Regions from separate parts of the Homo sapiens genome. Here region 1 is linked to region 2. A link is an interaction called in ENCODE POLR2A ChIA-PET data of the cell type or tissue named here. Cell type or tissue: GM12878. All regions are shown on one strand. Each heading gives the region's core, and the rest is flanking DNA. Links, peaks and the distances in the headings are about the cores only.

What was found. ChIA-PET counts read pairs that join two places held together with the same protein. Peaks named below come from ENCODE experiments on the same cell type or tissue, not always from the same donor. Only the 100,000 strongest peaks of a DNase experiment are listed, where the experiment ranks them.
Region 1: POLR2A ChIA-PET joins it to region 2 with 10 read pairs; 2 of 35 experiments call an interaction of 5 or more read pairs at or near these places.

Annotation. Positions count from the first base shown.
Region 1 is chrX:119,720,903-119,727,587 of GRCh38, reverse strand. No RefSeq gene overlaps it. Among named protein-coding and RNA genes, the nearest start is that of SEPTIN6, 31 kb to the right of the region's middle. In GM12878, for the core only: no CTCF peak of the experiment used is centred there; no DNase peak of the experiment used is centred there.
Region 2 is chrX:119,815,603-119,822,287 of GRCh38, reverse strand. It overlaps a transcript of UPF3B not described here and the pseudogene LOC100422368. Among named protein-coding and RNA genes, the nearest start is that of RPL39, 27 kb to the right of the region's middle. In GM12878, for the core only: no CTCF peak of the experiment used is centred there; a DNase peak (open chromatin) is centred at 3,373; H3K27me3 peaks cover 138 bases.

The DNA of each region.
Region 1 (6,685 bases), core at 704-5,703, 94 kb after region 2:
AAATGTGTCTGAAGTTAGCCTTGTCAGGTGTAAGTCTGAATCCCCACGTCCTACCCCTGCCCAGCAGTGGAACAAGGAGAGGCAGGGCCCCTACCCGGGCTCCTGCAACTAGAGGAGCTTAGCAGGATGAGTCAAGGAGCAAGTCCAAACTGAAATTCATTAGAGAGAAGCTGCAAATTAAGCCTCAAGGAGACCAAGGGCAAATGCTAAAACAAAGAGTCAGACACCAGACCACAAACGGATGCAAAGCTAGGCTATGAAGCTGAGAGTTTATTGTCAGCCAGAGACACAGTCAGGCGAATGTAAGTCATACACAAGCAAGGAAGATCCAGGGCAATGCGATCAAACAATCTTAGGGCAGGTTCTTGGTGCTTTAGGTGTGTTGGGGTGTTTTAAAGTCTGCATTCAGGGCAGGCAGGTTAGCACTGCAGTGGAGATGATACATCAGGCTATCATTGCTTGCTGTCTTTCGACATTAGAGCCATCCAGCTAGGCACTTTGCTCTGGTTCTGTGGTCACTAAGCAACTTCTTGATTAAAATGTGGCCTCCCACGTAGGTGTGCTTTACTGAGAGATAATGGGCTGGCTAGCCAGCATGAGTAGTCCTTCTCTCCTGGCCTTTATTTCTCACTGTAATGTTTTCTCAAAATGAAATATACTTGATTACATTCTCTTATTACAAAAGTAATATATGCTAATTATAGAAAATATAGACAGGCAAAAAGGGAGCATAAAGATCATCCATAATCCTCCAATCCAGAACAACTACTGTTAAGAGCTTCATATTAGTTGTTTTTTTTTGTTTGTTTTTGTTTTGTTTTGTTTTGTTTTGAGACAGGATCTTGCTGTCACCCAGGCTGGCATGCTGTGGTGTGATCTCAGGTAACTGCAACCTCTGCTTCCCGGGTTCAAGTGATTCTCCTGCCTCAGCCTCCAGAGTAGCTGGGACTACAGGCACGTACCACCATGCTTGGCTAGTTTCTTTTGTATTTTTAGTAGACACGAAGTCTCACCATGTTGGCCAGGCTGGTCTTCAACTCCTGGCCTCAAGTGATCCGCCTGACTCGGCCTCTCAAAGTGCTGGGATTACAGGGGTGAGCCACTGCTCCTGGCCAGATGCTTTTTTTTTTTTTTTTTGAGACAAGTCTCGCTCTGTTGCCCAGGCTGGAGTGCAGTGGCGCAATCTCAGCTCACTGCAACCTCCGCCTCCCGGGTTCAAGCAATTCTCCTGCCTCAGCACCCCCTAGTAGCTGGGATTACAGGCATGTGTCACCACACCTGGCTATTTTTTGTATTTTTAGTAGAGATGGGGTTTCACCATGTTGGCCAGGCTGGTCTCGAACTCCTGACCTCAGATGATCCACCTGCCTTGGCCTCCCAAAGTGCTGGGATTACAGGTGTGAGCCACCGTGCCTGGCTGATCCTTCTTATATGTATATTTACCTACAGCACATATACGTATGGTCATATACACATATTTACTATTGGTATTCTATCTTTTCCTTTTTTTGATTTAAAACTTCTTCAATTATGCAATGATACCTGAGTACATTTTCTTTCTTTCTTTCTTTTTTTTTTTTTTTGAGACGGAGTTTTGCTCTTGTTGCCCAGGCTGGAGTGCAATGGCGCGATCTCGGCTCACCACAACCCCCGCCTCCTGGGTTCAAGGGATTCTCCTGCCTCAGCCTCCTGAGTAGCTAGGATTACAGGCATGCTCCACCACACCGGGCTAATTTTTTGTATTTTTAGTAGAGACAGGGTTTCTCCATGTTGGTCAGGCTGGTCTCGAACTTCTGACCTCAGGTGATCTGCCTGCCTCAGCCTCCCAAACTGCTGGGATTCCAGGCGTGAGCCGCTGCGCCCAGCTTATGAGTACATCTTCATAAAATACTTTAAAAAATATTTTAATTAAGAGGGGGGTGGGTCTTGCTATTGTTGCCCAGACTGGTTTCGAACTCCTGGGCTCAAGCAATCCTCCCACCATAGCTTCCCAAGCAGCTGGGATTACAGGTGTGTATCACCATGGCCTCGCAAAATTTTAAGATGATATAGAATCATGTAGAGTAAAATATTAAGGACCTCCAAAACAACTCATAGTAAATAGCTTTGTATTTATCCTTGCAGTTTTTTTATGCATTTATATATCAATATTACATACTATTAAAATAGAAGACCTAGTATCTTACTATCATACTTTAAAAAAATTTTTTTTTTTTTTTTTGAGATGGAGTCTTGCTCTGTTGCCAGGCTGGAGTGTAGTGGTGCGATCTTGGCTCACTGCAACCTCCCCCTCCTGGGTTCAAGCGAGTCTCCTGCCTCAGCCTCCTGAGTAACTGGGATTACAGGCACCCACCATCACACCTGGCTAATTTTTGTATTTTTATTAGAGACAGGGTTTCACCATGTTGGCCAGCTCTGGTTTCGAACTCTTGACCTCAGGTGATCTGCCCGCCTTGGCCTCTGAAAATGCTGGGATTACTGGCGTGAGACACTGCGCCTGGCCCCATCATACTTTTTAGTAACTGCCTATTTTTACTAAAGATTCTATCATGAACATCTAATCACATCAATAAATACAATTTACATTATCATTTTTAAAGGCCACACAGTATTCTATTGTATGAATGCACCACGATTTATTTATTTATTTATTTATTTATTGAGATGCAGTCTCGCGCTGTCACCAGGCTGGAGTGCAGTGGTGTGATCTCGGCTCACTGCAACAACCTCCGCCTCCAAGGTTCAAGGGATTCTCCTGCCTTAGCCTCCCGAGCAGCTGGGACTACAGGTGCATGCCACCACGTCTGGCTCATTTTTTGTATTTTTAGTAGAGACAGGGTTTCACCATGTTGGCCAGGATGGTCTTGAACTCCAGACCTCATGATCCGCCTGCCTCGGCCTCCCAAAGTGCTGGGATTACAGGCGTGAGCCACCACGCCCTACCCTGATTTATTTAATTAATGAAATAATTTGGAAATTTGTCCCCACCCAAATCTTATGTTGAATTTTAATCCCCAATGTTGGAGGTGGGGCCTGGTGGGGTATTTGGGTTATGGGGTGGATCCCTTCATGGCTTGGTGCTGTCCTCGTGATAGTGAGTTCTCACAAGATCTGGTTGTTGTAAAGTGTGGCACCTTCCCCTGCCCTTTCTATTTCCTCACTCCTGCTCCCGCCATGTGAGACACCTGCTCCCACTTTGCCTTTTTCCACGAGTTAAAATGCTCCCTAAAGCTTTCCCAAAGCCTAGCAGATGCCAGTGCCACACTTCCTGTACAGCCTGCAGAATTGTGAGCCAATAAGACCTCTTTTTTTTTATATAAATTACCCAGTTCCAGGTATTTCTTTATAGCAACACAAGAATGGCCTAATACAACTAATATCCTAATTTTTTATTTTTTATTTTTATTTTTTGAGACAAGGTCTTTTTCTGCCACTCAGGCTGGAGTGCAGTGGCACTCACTGCAGCCTTGAACTCCTGGGCTCAAGAGATCCTCCTGCTTCAGCCTCCTGAGGAGCTACAACTACAGGCACATGCCACCATGCCCAGCTAATTTTTTTTTTTTTTTGACACAGTGTTTTGATCTGTCTCCTAGGCTGAAGTGCAGTGGCCTCATCTCGGCTCACTGCAACCTCTGCCTCTCGAATTCAAGTGATTCTCCTGCCTCAGCCTCCTGAGTAGCTGGGATTACAGACACCCACCAGCATGTCCGGCTAATTTTTGTAGTTTTAGTAGAGACAGGGTTTCACCATGTTGGCCAGGCTGGTCTCGAACTTCTGACTTTAGATGATCCACTCTCCTTGGCCTCCCAAAGTGCTGGGATTACAGTCCTGAGCCACCGAGCTCAGCCCCAGCTAATTAAAAAAAAAATGTGTAGGCCAGGCACAGCGGCTCATACCTGTAATCCCAGCACTTTGGAAGGCTGAGGCATGAGGATCACTTGAGCTTAAGAGAGTTTGAGACCAGCCTGGGCAACATAGTAGGCCTCATCTCCACAAAAATAAATAAATAAATAAATAAGTAAATAAAAATAAATTCTTTTGGCCAGGCACAGTGGCTCACGCCTGTAATCTCAGCACTTTGGAAGGCCGAGGCAGGCAGATCACAAGGTCAGGAGTTCGAGAGCAGCCTGACCACTGTGGTGAAACCTCTTCTCTACTAAAAATATAAAACTTACCCGGGCGTAGTGGCACATGCCTGTAGTCCCAGCTACTCTGGAGGCTGAGGCAACAGAATCGCTTGAACTTGGGAGGCAGAGGTTGCAGTGAGCCAAGATTGCACCACTGCACTCCAGCCTGGGAGGAGACAGAGGAGACTCCATCTCAAAAAAAAAATTATTTTGTAGAGATGGAGTCTCGCTGTGTTGGCCAGGCTGGTCTCAAACTCCTGGCCTCATGGGATTCTCCTACCTCAGTCTCCCAAACTGCTGGGATTACAAGTGTGAGCCACTATGCCATGCCATATCCTATTGTTGAAGATTTAGGTTGTTTCCAACTTTCTCTTATTACAAATGGTGCTTCACTAAACATCTTCCTGTGTATATCATTATGCACGAGTGATCGTTTTCTTGGAACAAAGTCTCATAGGTGGAATTGCAGGGTCAAACAATGTGAACATATGAAGGTCCAATTGGCCTACACACCCACCACCCGGCGTATGGGAGTGCTCATTTTCTTCAACGCTTGCCCAGGCTAAGTATTTTCAATCTTTTTAATCTTTGCCAATCTATGAGCACAATAGGATAGATCATTGTTGCTTTAATTAGCATTTAAAATCGTCCCTGAGGTTAATTCATTTCTTTAACAAATATAATTCAGGATCTGCTATGTGCCAAATGGTGTCTTAGGCATCAGAGATACAACGTTCAACAAAATGGCCACAGATATTGTTCTTATGGGGCTTATGACCTAAGGAGAGACACAGACAATAATCAAACGATACAATAAATAAAGGTGAAACTGCAACTGTGATAAGGGCCGTGAAGGAAAAGTAGAAAGAGCTCCGAGAGCATAAAATAGGGGCCGTCGGGTGTGGTGGCTCACGCCTGTAATCCCAGCACTTTGGGAGGCTGAGGCAGGTGGATCACCTGAGGTCAGGAGTTCAAGACCAACCTGGCCAACATGATGAAACCCCATCTCTACTAAAAATACAAAAATTAGCCGGGTGTGATGGTGGGCGCTTGTAATCCCAGCTACTTGGGAGGCTAAGGGAGGAGAATCGCTTGAACTCAGGAAGCAGAGATTGCAGTGAGCTGAGATTGCGTCACTGCACTCCGGCCTGGGCAACACAGTGAGAGTCTGTATCAAAAAAAAAAAAAAAAAAAAAAGTAGGGGAACTGGAGCCATCAGGGAAGGCTTCCAGGAAGAAATGATGATTGAGGTGATGACTGAGAGAAGAGTTGGAGTCAACAGGTGAAGCAGAGATGGAAGCATTCCATAGCGAGGACAGCATGTGCAAAGATCCTGTGGTAGGTGAGGCATTTGAAAGCAGTGCAGTGTACTTAGAGTACAGAGAGTAAGGGAGAGGTAAGAGAGGTAGGCAGGGGCCAGGACATACAGGGACAGTTAAGTGGGTCAAGAATTTTGGTCTTTATTCTAGGTGCAAAGGGAAATCATTGAAGAGTTTAAAGCACAGGAAGGACATGATCAGACTTACAGTGTGGGAAGACCATTGTGGCTTCAGTGTAGAGAATAGATTGGCAGGGAACATGAGTCGATGCAGGTAGATCATCCAAAAGGGCAGTAGTTGACATGAGTGATGACAATGGCTTGGATTAGTGCAATAGTTGTGGAGATGGAGAGCAGTGCATGGATACAGACTCTGGTAGTGTCAGGACAGCCACTATGTGCTATGGTTTTTATGGTTTGTTTGTCCCCACCAAAACTCACATTGAAATTTGATTCCCAAAGTGGTGGTGTTGGGAGGTGGGGCCTCGTGGGAGGTGTTTTGAGTCATGGGGGCGGATTGCTCATGAATGGCTTGGTGCCGTTTTCGGGATAGTGAGTTCTCACTCTGGCAGGACAGGATTAGTTCCCACACAAGTGGCTTGTTATAAAGCCAGGATGCCCCTCAGGTTTCTCTCTTTCCCCACGTCTGCTTCCCCTTTGACCTTCTCTGCCACGTTTTGACCTAGCACAAGGCCCTCACCAGAAACCCAGCAGATGCTGACACCATGCTTCTCAGACTTCCCAGCCTGCAGAGCCATGAGCTAAATAAACATCATTTCTTTATAAATTACCCAGGCTCAGGTATTTTTTTTTTTTTTTGAGACAGAGTCTTGCTCTGTCGCCCAGGCTGGAGTGCAGTGGCGCGATCTCGGCCCACTGCAACCTCCACCTCCAGGGTTCAAGCGATTCTCCTGCCTCAGCCTCCCATTTAGCTGGGATTACAAGTGCATGCCACCACGCCCAGCTAATTTTTTGTATTTTTTTTTTTTTAGTAGAGGTGGGGTTTTGCCATGTTAGTCAGGTTGGTCTCGAATGCCTGGCCTCCCGAAGTGCTGGGATTACAGGTATGAGCCACTGCGCCCAGCCAGGTATTTCTTGATAGCAACACAAAATGGATCAAGACACTATGGAACCAGGAATCATGCCAAAAATGAATTGACACCAAGTCTTGGCCTACCTCTATCCTGAATCTCTCTTGAATCCAGTCCACAAATCCTATTCCAGCTCAGGCCTCATCTTC
Region 2 (6,685 bases), core at 1,060-6,059:
GCTAATGATAACTGTTGACTTTGGGTAGTGTAGAAGCAACAAGCATGTCCTTGTCTATAAGTACAGGGAAGGATAGAACAAACTTTCATTGATGCAAACATTTAAATAGTCATGTTACTTCTGTATCCAATGTCCTAACATTTTAGGGTTACTTTTGTTTTTTTATTTGCTTACATAAGCTTAGCATGAAGAATATTTTTAAACATCTCGTTTTGTCTCCAGCATTTTTTCTATTAAGAGGTAAAATGTAGTCCTTGTTGGATTCTTGACAATCTAGTTTGTTTTATCTCAGGTCTCATGATCTGGTGCCTACCCTCTCCAGGAAGGAAACTGCACCAATGTCTGTTGTTGTTACATATCAACTTTTAGTTTCAGTTTGTTTTGTTCTGATGTCAATACATAGTAACAGCAGTCAAGTATGAAGCTAAGTGTGGTGAGTAACTTTAGTAAACAGCTGTGAGGTTTTTTTTGTTTTTTTTGTTTTTTTTTTGAGACAGAGTTTCACTCTGTCACCCAGGCTGGAGTGCAGTGGCACAATCTCGGCTCACTGCAACCTCCACCCTCCGGGTTCAAATTATTCTCCTTCCTCAGCCTCCTGAGTAGCTGGGACTACAGGCACCTGCCACCGCGCCTGGTTAATTTTTTGTATTTTTAGTAGAGATGGGGGTCTCACCATCTTGGCCAGGCTGGTCTTGAACTCCTGACCTCGTGATCCACCGGCCTCAGCCTCCCAAAGTGCTGGGATTACAGGCGTGAGCCACCACGCCCAGCCAGCTGTGAGTTTTGAGAAATTAAATTTTTTATACTGTATTAGCCTCTTGGAAGTATCAAAAGCAGATGAATAATGTTAGTTTCTGCCTTCACAGGCATTGCCTTTGTTTTGTCCACCAGAGAAAGATCAGTTCATGGTTCACTCCTGTATTAGGCCGTTCTTGCATTGCTATAAATAAATGCCTGAGACTGGGTAGTTTATAAGAAAAGAGGTTTAACTGGTTCACAGTTCTGCAGGCTGTACAAGCATGGCATCTGACATTGCTCAGCTTCTGGGAGGCCTCAGGGACCTTTTACTCATGGCGGAAAGTGAAGCAGGAGCAGGCATGTCACATCACAGAGTGAGCAAGAGAGTGAGTGTGGGAAGGAGGTGCCACACTTTACAACAACCTGATCTGTAAGAACTCACTATGGAGAGGACAGCACCAAGCCATGAGGGATCCGCCCCATAACCCCAATACCCCACCAGGCCCCACCTACAACACTGGGGATTATATTTCCATGAGATTTGGGTGGGGACAAATTTCAAAACTACATCAACTGTTCTGGTCCCATAAGAACAAAATGTTTAGACAACATCCTTGAGCTTTTGCCTGATTTTCATTCATCCTGCCAGCCCTTCCTAACATGGCATCTGTTTGCCAGATGCCTGGGCTCAAACAATCTGTCCACTGTAGCCTCGAAAAGTGCTGGGATTATACGCATGAGCCACCGTGTCCAGCTTTATATGGATTTTTAAAAGAACAGAAGCCAGGGGCAGTGGCTCATGCCTGTAATCCCAGCACTTTGGGAGGCTGAGGCGGTTGGATCACCTGAGGTCAGGAGTTCGAGACCAGCCTGGCCAACATGGTGAAACTCCATCTCTACCAAAAAATACAAAAAAAAAAAAATTGGCCAGGCTTGGTGGAGCGCACCTGTAGTCCAAACTCCTCGGGAGGCTCAGGCAGGAGAATCACTTGAACTTGAGTGGCAGAGGTTCCAGTGAGCAGAGATCTCAATCCTGCACTCCTGCCTGAGCAACAGAGTTAGACTCCATCTGCCCCCCTCACCACCACACCCAAAAAAAGGCCGGGCTTGGTGGCACATGCCTGTAATCCCAGCACTTTGGGAGGCTGAGGTAGGTGGATCACCTGAGGTCAGGAGTTTGAGACCAGCCTGGCCAACATGGTAAAACCCCATCTCTACCAAAAAATACAAAAAAAAAATTTGGCCGGGCTTGGTGGAGCACACCTGTAGTCCAAACTTCTCAGGAGGCTCAGACAGGAGAATCACTTCAACTCGGGAGGCAGAGGTTGTAGTGAGCCTAGATCTCACCACTGCACTCCTGCCTGAGCGACAGAGGGAGACTCCATCCTCCCCACAACAAAAAGGCAGGGGATTGAGGTGGCACATGCCTGTAGTCCCAGCACTTTGGGAGGCCAAGGCGGGCACTTCACCTGAGGTTAGGGATTCAAGACAAACCTGGCCAACATGGTGAAACCCAGTCTCTACTAAAAATACAAAAATTAGCCAGGCACAGTGGCGGGCTCCTGTAATCCCAGTTAGTCGGGAGGCTGAGGCTAGAGAATCGTTTGAACCCAAGAGGCGGAGATTGCAGTGAGCCAAGGTCGTGCCACTGCACTCCTGCCTGGGCGACAGAGCCAGACTCCATCTCAAAAAAAAAAAAAAAAAAAAGGAAAAATAGAAAAGAAAAGTTTGTGGAAAATAGAAATAAAAGAAAAAAATATAAACTTCTCATCGTAAGATCCACCAAGGTCAAGACACTTTCATAAGCAATGATAACTAGCCATTTATGTATGTATGTATGTCTCTTGCTCACAACAATTACATACTAGTCATTTCATCCATCCCCTAAGAAGTGGAGGTCCTTGGAATTTAACCACATCAATGAAATCTTTTTTACATTATTAACTGAAGAGAAATGGTTGCCCTTTACAGACTTTTTAAAATTAGGAAACAAAAAAGTGACAGAAGAAGCTAAATCCCGACTGTAAGGTGGATGCCTAATGGTTTCCCATTGAAACTCTCAAAATTGCCCTTGTTTGATGAGAGGCACGAGCAGAAGCATTACCGTGGTAGAAAAGGACTCTCTGGTGAAGCTTTCCTGGGCATTTTGCTGCTAAAGCTTTGGCCTTCTCAAAACACTCTTATAATAAGCAGGTGTTGGCCGGGCACGGTGGCTCATGCCTGTAATCCCAGCACTCTGGGAGGCCGAGATGGGAGGATCACGAGGTCAGCAGTTCGAGACAAGCCTGACCAACATGGTGAAACCTCGTTTCTACTAAAAATACAAAAATTAGCCAGGCGTGGTGGTGCGTGCCTGTAATCCCAGCTACTCAGGAGGCTGAGGCAGGAGAACAGCTTGAACCTGGGAGGCAGAGGTTGCAGTGAGCCGAGATTGCACCACTGCAGTCCAGCCTGGGTGACAGAGTGAGATTTGGTCTCAAAAAAAAAAAAAAAAAAGCTGGTGTTACTATTCTTCGGCCCTCCAGAAAGTCAATAAGGAGAGTTGCTCAAGCAGCTCAAAAAACTATTGCCATGACCTTTGCTCTTGGCCAGTCCAGTTTTGCTTTGACTGGATCTCTTCCACCTCTTCAGAGTCATTGCTTTGATATTGCTTTGTCTTCAGAGTCATACTGGGAAAGCCACGTATCACCTCCCGTTACACTTTCCCAATAGATGCTTCATGATCTATTGGTTGGTGCCAACGTAATTGCGGCTTTTGACATTCCATGGCATAAACCACAATTAATATGCAGCAACGTAATAGATCTCACTTGTTTAAAATTTCCGTTGAAATCTCTGTTCTTGTCTGCAGCTGATCTGGTTTTGGCACCCATCAAGTGGAAAGTTTGCTCAACTTTTAATTTTTCAGTCAGAATTGTGTAAGCTGAACCAATTGTGATGTCTATGGTGATGGCTGTTGTTTCTGCCATTAATAGTTGGTCTTAGTCTCTCACGAAGGCTGGAGGCCAGTGGCACAATCTTGGCTCACTGCAACCTCTGCCTCCCGGGTTCAATGATTCTCCTGCCTCAGCCTCCCAAGTAGTTGGAATTACAGACACCTGCCACCGCACCCAGTTAATTTTTGTATTTTTATTAGAGACAGGGTTTCACCACGTGGGCCAGGTTGGTCAGATGACCCGCCCGCCTTGGCCTCCCAGAGTGCTGGAATTACAGGGGTGAGCCACCACACCCAGCCGATGCTTTTCAGTTAAAGCACGAAGAGGATTTTTGTTGTTGTTGTTTTTTAAGACGGAGTCTCATTCTGTTGCCCAGGTTGGAGTGCAGTGGCATGATCTCAGCTCACCACAACCTCCGCCTCCTGGGTTCAAGCGATTCTCCTGCCTCGGCCTCCTGAGTAGCTGGGACCACAGGCTCATGCCACCATACCCAACTAATTTTTGTATTTTTAGTAGAGACGGGGTTTCACTATGTTGGCCAGGCTGGTCTTGAACCCCTGACCTTGTGATCCACCCGCCTCGGCCTCCCAAAGTGCTGGGATTACAGGTGTGAGCCACTGCGCCTGGCCTAATTTTTTCCCTTGCATATTGATGTGGATGACCTGCTGCTGCAGGCTTCATCTTCAACATCATTTTGTCCTTTCTTACAAGTTATCCATTTGTAAACTGCTGATCTCTTTAGGGGCATTGTCCCCATAAACTTTTGGTAAAGCATCAGTGATTTTACCGTTCTTCCACCCAAGCTTCATCTTAAATTTTATGTTTGTTCTTCCTTCAATTTTAGCAGAATCCATTTTTCGCTGATAGGAGCTCTTTTCACACTGATGCTTTCTCCTTTTTAATGCCTCAAACTAGATCCTGTCGAGATATTTTTTAACGAGTTAGTACCAGTTTATTTTGATGCCAAAAGATTTTGCAATCCATGCATAGTTTCTTGATAATACACATTTTCCATGGACTTTTTGAAGACTTCTCATATGACTGTTGATATGATTGAGCTCTGTTCCCGCACCCAAATCTCATCTTAAACTGTAATCCTCATGTGTCAAGGGAGGAGCTTGGTAGGAGGTGATTGGATTATTGGGGCAGTCTCACACATGCTGATCTTGTGATAGTGAGTAAGCCTCACAAGATCTGATGGTTTTAAACAAGGCAGTTTTTCCTATGCTCGCACTTCACCTCTAGTCTGCTGCCATGTAGCATGTGTCCACTTCCCCTTCTGCCATGATTGTAAGTTTCCTGAGGCTCCCCCAGCCATGTGGAACTGTGAGTCAATTAAACCTCTTCGGCTGGGCTTGGTGGCTCACCCCTGTAATCCCAGCTTTGGGATACCAAGGCCGGTGGATCACCTGAGGTCAGGAGTTCCAGACCAGCCAGGCAAACATGGCGAAACCCATCTCTACTAAAAATACAAAAATTAGCTGGGTGTGCTTATGCCCGCCTGTAATTCTAGCTACTCAGGAGGCTGAGGCAGGAGAAGCGCCTAAACCTGAAGGGCAGAAGTGTGGTCAGCCGAGATCGCACCATTGCACTCCAGCCTGGGCGACAAGAGCGAGACTACGTCACATATTTTATTTATTTTATAAATAAATAAAAATAAAATAAAATAATTAAACCTCTTCTCTTTATATATTACCCAGCCTTGGGTATTTTTTCTACTAGTGTGAAAACCAATTAATATAGCTGTGAAAGAAATGGAGATACATAGGTTAATGGTGTTAATGAAGCTTTATTTTAAATATGAGAAAGTAAGTAAGTTTAGAAGCCAAAAGGTAAGCTCTACAAGGATGAATACTCAAGAGAAAGAGACAACGAATACTGTAGGCTTCCTGCAAAGGCAGGTGAAAATGGAAGCCAAGGTAGAGGTTAGAGGAGTTGGCCTTAGGAGAAGCAACACTCCTGAACCCCCAGGCATGAGTTGACATCCTTGCCTCTTTGTCTAGCCTGTTTTCATGTCAGCACCTCCCTCTTCTGTTCTACTTGCCTGGCCTGTCCAGCTCTGGATAAATCACCCATCCCCACCCCACCCTCTTCAATTTCTTCCATTTGCTCATTCATTTAGCAAACATGTACCAATCACTGACTGTGTGCCAGGCCCTGGGGTCAGGGATTCAAATAAGTCCTTGTGCACGTGGAACTCATGTTTCAGTGTTGGCAAGAGGCAAATAGCAATAATCAGATCATGATGCACAATGTCAGAAGGGTCGCGGTAGCACAGGGTGTTGTGGGAGCCTCTTGCCCCTAAGCTGCAAGTGTCGCTGGAGAAAATCCCTCAAGCAGATCAATTGGTGAAACCACAGGAGAGCCTTCACTCCTGCTAAGCAATTTTTACCATCAGTCTTGAATTGATATCCTTTCCCCAGTGCCACCTTTCTTCTACTTTGCTCCCTTGCTCTCCTTTCTTGTGTTGCAGGCAAGGGGGGTGAGGACCACTTCCTCATAAAGCATAATTTCATGTCCTTAATAACTATAGGCCAGGCATGGTGGCTCATGCCTGTAATCCCAGCACTTTGGGAGGCCGAGGCAGGTGGATCACTTGAGGTCAGCAGTTGGAGATGAACCTGGCCTACGTGGTGAAACCCCGTCTCTACTAAAAATACAAAAATTAGCCGGGCTTGGTGGTGTGCACCTGTAGTCCCAGCTACTCAGCAGACTAAGGCAGGAGAATCGCTTGAACCCGGGAGGCAGAGGTTACAGTGAGCCGAGATTGCACTACTGCACTCCAACCTGGACAACCAGAGCGAAACTTCGTCTATGCAGGCAATCCTAGCATTTGGGAGGCCAAGGTGGCAGAATCATTTAACTTCAGGAGTTCAAAGCCAGCCCGGATAACATAGGGAGACCCCATCTCTATTAAAAATTTTAAAACTTAGCCCAGTGTGGTAGAGCGTGCCTGCAATTCCAGCTACTAGGAAGCTGAGGTGGGAGGATGGCTGGAGTCTGGAATGTCA